Linked DNA regions of Homo sapiens: region 1 is linked to region 2. Evidence: chromatin contacts called from ENCODE Hi-C or POLR2A ChIA-PET data. All regions are on one chromosome and are shown on one strand. Each heading gives the region's core, a stretch centred on a gene start or an enhancer-like site at or near the end of the contact. The rest is flanking DNA. Distances are from core to core; before and after follow the strand shown.

What was found. Hi-C counts contacts between places; a loop is a spot of excess contacts on that map. ChIA-PET counts read pairs that join two places held with the same protein, here RNA polymerase II (POLR2A). Pooled maps may share reads with other maps.
Region 1: a loop to region 2 is called in a pooled map, with 2.1 times the contacts of the local background. The contact joins the enhancer-like site here to the promoter of CFAP221 in region 2. A Hi-C loop is called at or near these places in 1 of 50 pooled maps. POLR2A ChIA-PET finds 5 or more read pairs at or near these places in 2 of 52 experiments (activated CD4-positive, alpha-beta T cell and activated T-cell).

Annotation. Positions count from the first base shown.
Region 1 is chr2:119,597,359-119,600,058 of GRCh38, reverse strand. All of the region lies in intron 7 of CFAP221 (cilia and flagella associated protein 221), which reads right to left. Among named protein-coding and RNA genes, the nearest start is that of CFAP221, 54 kb to the right of the region's middle. Within about 2 kb of position 1,343, at least 4 of the 41 ENCODE cell types and tissues checked have a DNase peak (open chromatin) inside an H3K27ac peak, as active enhancers do.
Region 2 is chr2:119,543,120-119,545,819 of GRCh38, reverse strand. It overlaps CFAP221 (cilia and flagella associated protein 221), which reads right to left and starts at 1,371. Exons shown (of 24, transcript NM_001271049.2): 1 at 1,310-1,371. RefSeq lists a silencer at 1,318-1,427.

The sequences.
Region 1 (2,700 bases), core at 94-2,593, 54 kb before region 2:
GCATCTGGTCCTCCCACTGTCCCTGCAGAGGCCTCGCACAGTCCCCCCAAACATGCCCTCCTTTGCATCCATTCACTTCCTGAATCTTGTGCTACCCTCCCTTCTCCCTGCGCCCAACCACATGGGCCTTTCCTTCACCCATTCATGTGCTTATTAAGTGCTTACTTAATAAGCACTTAATAAGTGTGCCAGGCACTGTTTTAGGCACTAAAGTTAGAGCAATAAACAAAACAAATCCCAGATCTCACAGTTTACATTCTAGTGGGGGACAGCAAAACATAAATAAATAAACAAATGAACATAAAATACAAAGTCAAGACATGAATACCAACAGGCAGGGGGAAGCAAGTGGGTGGAAAGGAAAGGCCCCCCTTGTGAGGAGAGGTGGGAGCAGGAGTATGAGAACGAAAGGGCCTTGGCTCTAATCCCTTTTCATTGGCTCCTGCTGGCTCTGCACTGTGCACTGGCTCAGCACTTGCAATTCCCTAGGCCTGAAGAACTCTCTCCAGATTTTCTTTTAGCTTCATCCTACTCCCGGAAATTATTGCATTTACCATCTGCCTTCTCCTAGTTAGAGTGTAAATTTTAGGAAAGCAGGCACCTGCTCATTACTGCATTCCCAGCACAATAAATTCTTGTTGAATGAGTGAATGAACCCAAACTTAAAAGCCTATATCAACCTATATATTACACCAAACTCCCTATGCCTCTCCCTCCACAGGAACCTTCAGTCAGCCCTACTGAACTCGCGTTCCCTTGATGTGTTACCTTTCAAAATTTCCCTGTCTCCCAACTAGGTATCAAGCTCATAAGGCAGACACCAGCCCCATACCTTTTATATCTTCCTGGATCCCCAGCACAGTGCTTTAGAAATAGGTCTTCGTCAATTTCCTGAGAGCAGAAGTCAAACTCTTTCAATGATACCCACTAGTGACCTTAGAATCCACTGCAGGGAGGAGGGAATCAGCAAAAGACCTTGGGTCCATCAGCCAACCTAAGACCAGCTGGATAGAAACTGTGACTCTCCATCATGTGTGGGGCTTCAATACTTTGACCACCCACTTGGTCAGAAAATAGCCCCCTTTAACCCATAAATTGACCCGGGGCTCTAAAATAAAAGCATTCTATTGCTTCTGCTCTAGCTCATTAACTTAAAAAAATAAAGACAAGCTCTGGAAGCAAGGATTAATGTTTGCCTTGACCCGGCTGATTTATTTTTAAGTGCTGCCAGCTCAGACCTAATACATAAAGCACACTGTGAAGGTGTAGTCTAGGCAACCAGAGTACACTGCTTTTTCCATTAACAGGGATGCCAGTTAACACAGGGAGCAGCAGATCGTCAAATGTTAGCAGCTGTAAAAGGCGTGCCAAGGAGTTACAGCTTACTGCTCAGCCAAAACTAACAGTGGCACAAAGGAGAGTATGTTTCATGCTTTTAAAGTGAGAAGGGCAACCCCCACCCCAAATTGCTCTCTTATGCTCCAGGCCAATTTCATCTGGTCAATTTCAGATCACCACCCTTAACATAACCAGGGGTAATGTGGAATCACAGGACATGGAGGGTGGTGAGCAGAGACAAAGAGAAGAGGAAAAAACTCAGAAATCAACTGAAGGCTAAGAACACCCTAGTTTATCAATACGATGGGTATCATAAAGAAAAAGTAACAGCACTGAAAAATAATATAGTGAAATAAATGAAGTCATGAGGAAATACCACTGTGTCTTCACTTGGACTACAATTATATAAAGCATGTGCAAAAGTATGAAAAGTTATTAAAAGGAGACAGAAAAACAAAAGCACATTACTTGTTATGGCAGTGAGGCCCAGGATGGGGAACATTAAAAAAAATTTCTTCTTTCCCATGTCCAGACAGTGTTACTACAACATTGTACTAACACTGTAAAATTATTTAATTTTAAAATAATTTTTTCTTCAAAGATCTCAAAAAGTACAGATCACTCTCCCTAAATTGTCATAGAGCCATTCGAGCCACATACTTAAGGTGTTATTGAGGCAGAAAAGAGTCTGGAGACAAGGAACCTAAGGCCGATTCACGCTGACCTCCTAGAACTAAATCAGAAAGAAAACCCCAACTCTCCACACCTAAGCAACAGAAGGACTGGAGGCTACTCCCTTTGTAAAACCCCCACATTTTCTGTGCGTTAGATGGAAAATTGAAAGTATCTCTGATTGATTGCAGAAAGCAACCAAAGCATAGGAGTCTAAGTTTGTAACTTCAGCCTCTGATTGGGGGTCACTCCTTCATTTACATAGGGTGTACATCAAGTAACCAATGGGAAACCTCTAGAGGGTATTTAAACCCCAGAAAATTCTATAACAGAGCTCTTGAGGCCCTATGCTCACCGGCTCCCACCCTGTGGAGTACGCTTTCGTTTTTCGGTAAATTTCTGCTTTTCTTGGCTCATTATTTCCTTGCTTTGTGTATTTTGTCCAATTCCTTGTTCAAAACGCCAAGAACCTGGACACCCTCTACTGGTAACATTCTAAGTATTGGTTTTAATATTCCAAGATTTAGGGTTCCTCTAGCTTGGTGACTTTGGGTAAACAACTCGATCTCTCAAAGCTAATGTTGGGAAATTAATAGCTATTTAGCTTTAAAATCATCCACATTCTAGCAATGCTTTCGATTCACTGGATTATAGAAAGGAGGGCTACCATCCCACTCACAGTGGCAACAC
Region 2 (2,700 bases), core at 122-2,621:
TGAGATGCTTCTTGAGTTCATTGCAGGGGCCCGAGAAGGGAAAAATAAAGGCTCTCAGTCAAACAAGTTTGGAAAGTATTGATGTAAACAGTTAAATAAGACTTCCAAATAAGACTCTTCTTTCAGAGATTTCTCCAAATGAGTTTCTTAGAATATTTGACTATGGAAGCCTTTAACATTTGGAGGCACTGTTTACAGGACACTGGCATTTCAGAGTCACCCTCCTCCATCCCTCTGCTAACAGGGTGATGAGGAGGGGGTGATGAGGAGGTGGTGAAACCTACGGCCAGCCAGGTGCCAGACATGGGGGTATTCCAGCTCTGTGGATCTTGATTCATGTCGAACCCTGTGTCCGATTTGCCTTCCCTTAACACACTCATTTTAAGTTCCACTTTCTTCATGAAGTTCACAGTGATCCCAACACACTTTAACATTCTTTAGCAATCACTGCTTCTATTACTCATTTGGTGTTAATAATTTATAACCCTGTAACAACATTTTACAAATCTCACATTCCCTTATATATTGCACAACTAAATCTCTTAACTTGGGGCCCTTGCGCAGGCCATGGGGCTGGTCGGCGAAGCCTCTGAAATGGAATGTTAATTAGTGTGGATCTTTGTGTGTTTTTTCGGTTTTGTTTTTTCTGGAGAAGACCCATAGCTTCAGACTCCCAAGACGGACAACATCAAGCGACAGGCAGTGAATCTATGAAGGAAGGCGCTTAACAATAACTTTCAGAAAGAAGTTCTCCCCTCCCCTCCCCTCTTCTCCCCTCCCCTCGCACCACCTCTCATAGCATCGCTGAAGGCTGCATGGCCCCCTCCTCACCTGCTTCCCTTCCCTCCAGCCCTTCAACGCCAGCCCTAGGATCAGCCTGCAGCCCGTCTCCTCCCGGAGCCTCACATCCCCTGTGCTTCAGGCAGGCCCAGGAGCCAGGCGGTCTCCACGCCGCCCACACGCCGGCTCGCCCACCGCCCCGGTAGGCCTGGCTCCGGGTCTCACCGCCGCACCCTCGTTCCCTCGCCCCATTCTCTCACCCCGGGCAGGCCCTCTCGCCCCGGCCAAGCGCCTCCTCCCCTCCGCGACCTTTCATTCCACTCCTGCTAAGGGTCAGGGTCGCCCCAGGCCCGCGCACCGCTCCCCCCACCATCCTCAGGTCACCCTCTGGGCCCGACTCTCCTCGGACCCAAGCCGCGGCCGACTTGCGGCTGGACACCACCCGGGGCTCGGTCGCCTCAGCAGCTAGGCTGCGGCGCCCCAGCGGCCGACCCTGGGCCACCCGGGCCCCAGGTCCCTGGCCGCTCACCCTGGAGGTGGTTCCCGGGCCGGATTCGGCCGGCGCCAGCGCCGGCGCCCGCTCGGAGCGTCGCCATGACGACGCGGACGCGCTCCCAGGGCCGGCGGCCGGGCGCGACCAAACGCCCCAGGGCGGGGGAGCCGGGCTGCTGCGGGCCACGACCGGAGGCGGCGGGTGATTCCTGGGAGCTCGGAGCAGTTTGCCGGGCCTGGTCAAGAATAGACAGCGCGACTTATGGCATGGGATACGAATGGATTCCCGAGGGGACATGAGAAAGTTGGAAACACCACACACTGGAACCCTTCAAGAGCGGAGCGCGGGAGAGAAGACGGACGGGGCGGAGCCGCCCGAGCCAGTGGGCGGGGCTTCACCTGACAGGCATCACTCACGACGCCCACTTTCTTGTAGTTTGTTTTACATTTTCTGTTACGGTAAATTTCAAACGTACACAAAGGCAGACCGAAGGGTAAAATAGATCTTCAACACCCAGCTGCAACGATGATCAAATCCTAGCCAATCCTGTTTCATCCGTATCTTTCCCTGACTCCTTGTATTATTTTGAAGAAAATCCCAGATATTTCATCCATAAATATTTCAAAATATACCTCCAAAAGATAAGGATTCTTAAAAAAACCACAATACCTTAAAAATTATAATTTATTAACATCTTCAAATTATCTCATATTTATTTTTAGAGTTTGAATCAGAATTCAAATACAATTTGCAAATTGGAATAGATTGATGTGTCTTTTAGGTCTCTTTTCATCAACAGATTCCTCTTTCATTTCTTTGTTAGTTGTTGCAATTTATTCATTGAAGAAACTGTTTATGTCCTTGATACTGATATTTAGGGGTTGTAAACATGAAACCGTGCCCGCTCCTCTGACCTCCTGCCCTGGTCCATTCCACCCTGCTCATCCATGAATATTATTTTTTTTCAAAGACAGCTTAAGCTTCTCTTTTCCCAGGAACTGTCCTTGTCTCACTCCCTCCTTGTGTGGCTTTGATACTTGCTTGATGTTACTTATGGCTTCATGTTGACGAGAGGCTATAGTAAGAGTCCAGTGAGGGTACCTGTCTTGCCTACATTGCCACTTGTGCTGGATGCGTATATTCCCTCCCTGCTCTTTCCCAATGGGAAATGTTCATTTTTTCCATCTTCCCATTCTCCAATTCCTCTCTGTCCCCTACCATTATTACTTACTAAAAATCTCCCCATCTTTCAAGGCTAGCTGTAGATAAGGTCTCCTCTCCTCCCCACCCTCCTTCTAACCCACCAGTCCGGAAAGACTCTTTCCCTCCTCTGGGCTTCCATAACCCTCTGTTCCACTATCTTTATATTGCACCCAACATGATTCATGTCTGTGACTTAAACTGCAGAATTCTTGGGGGAGGGAACT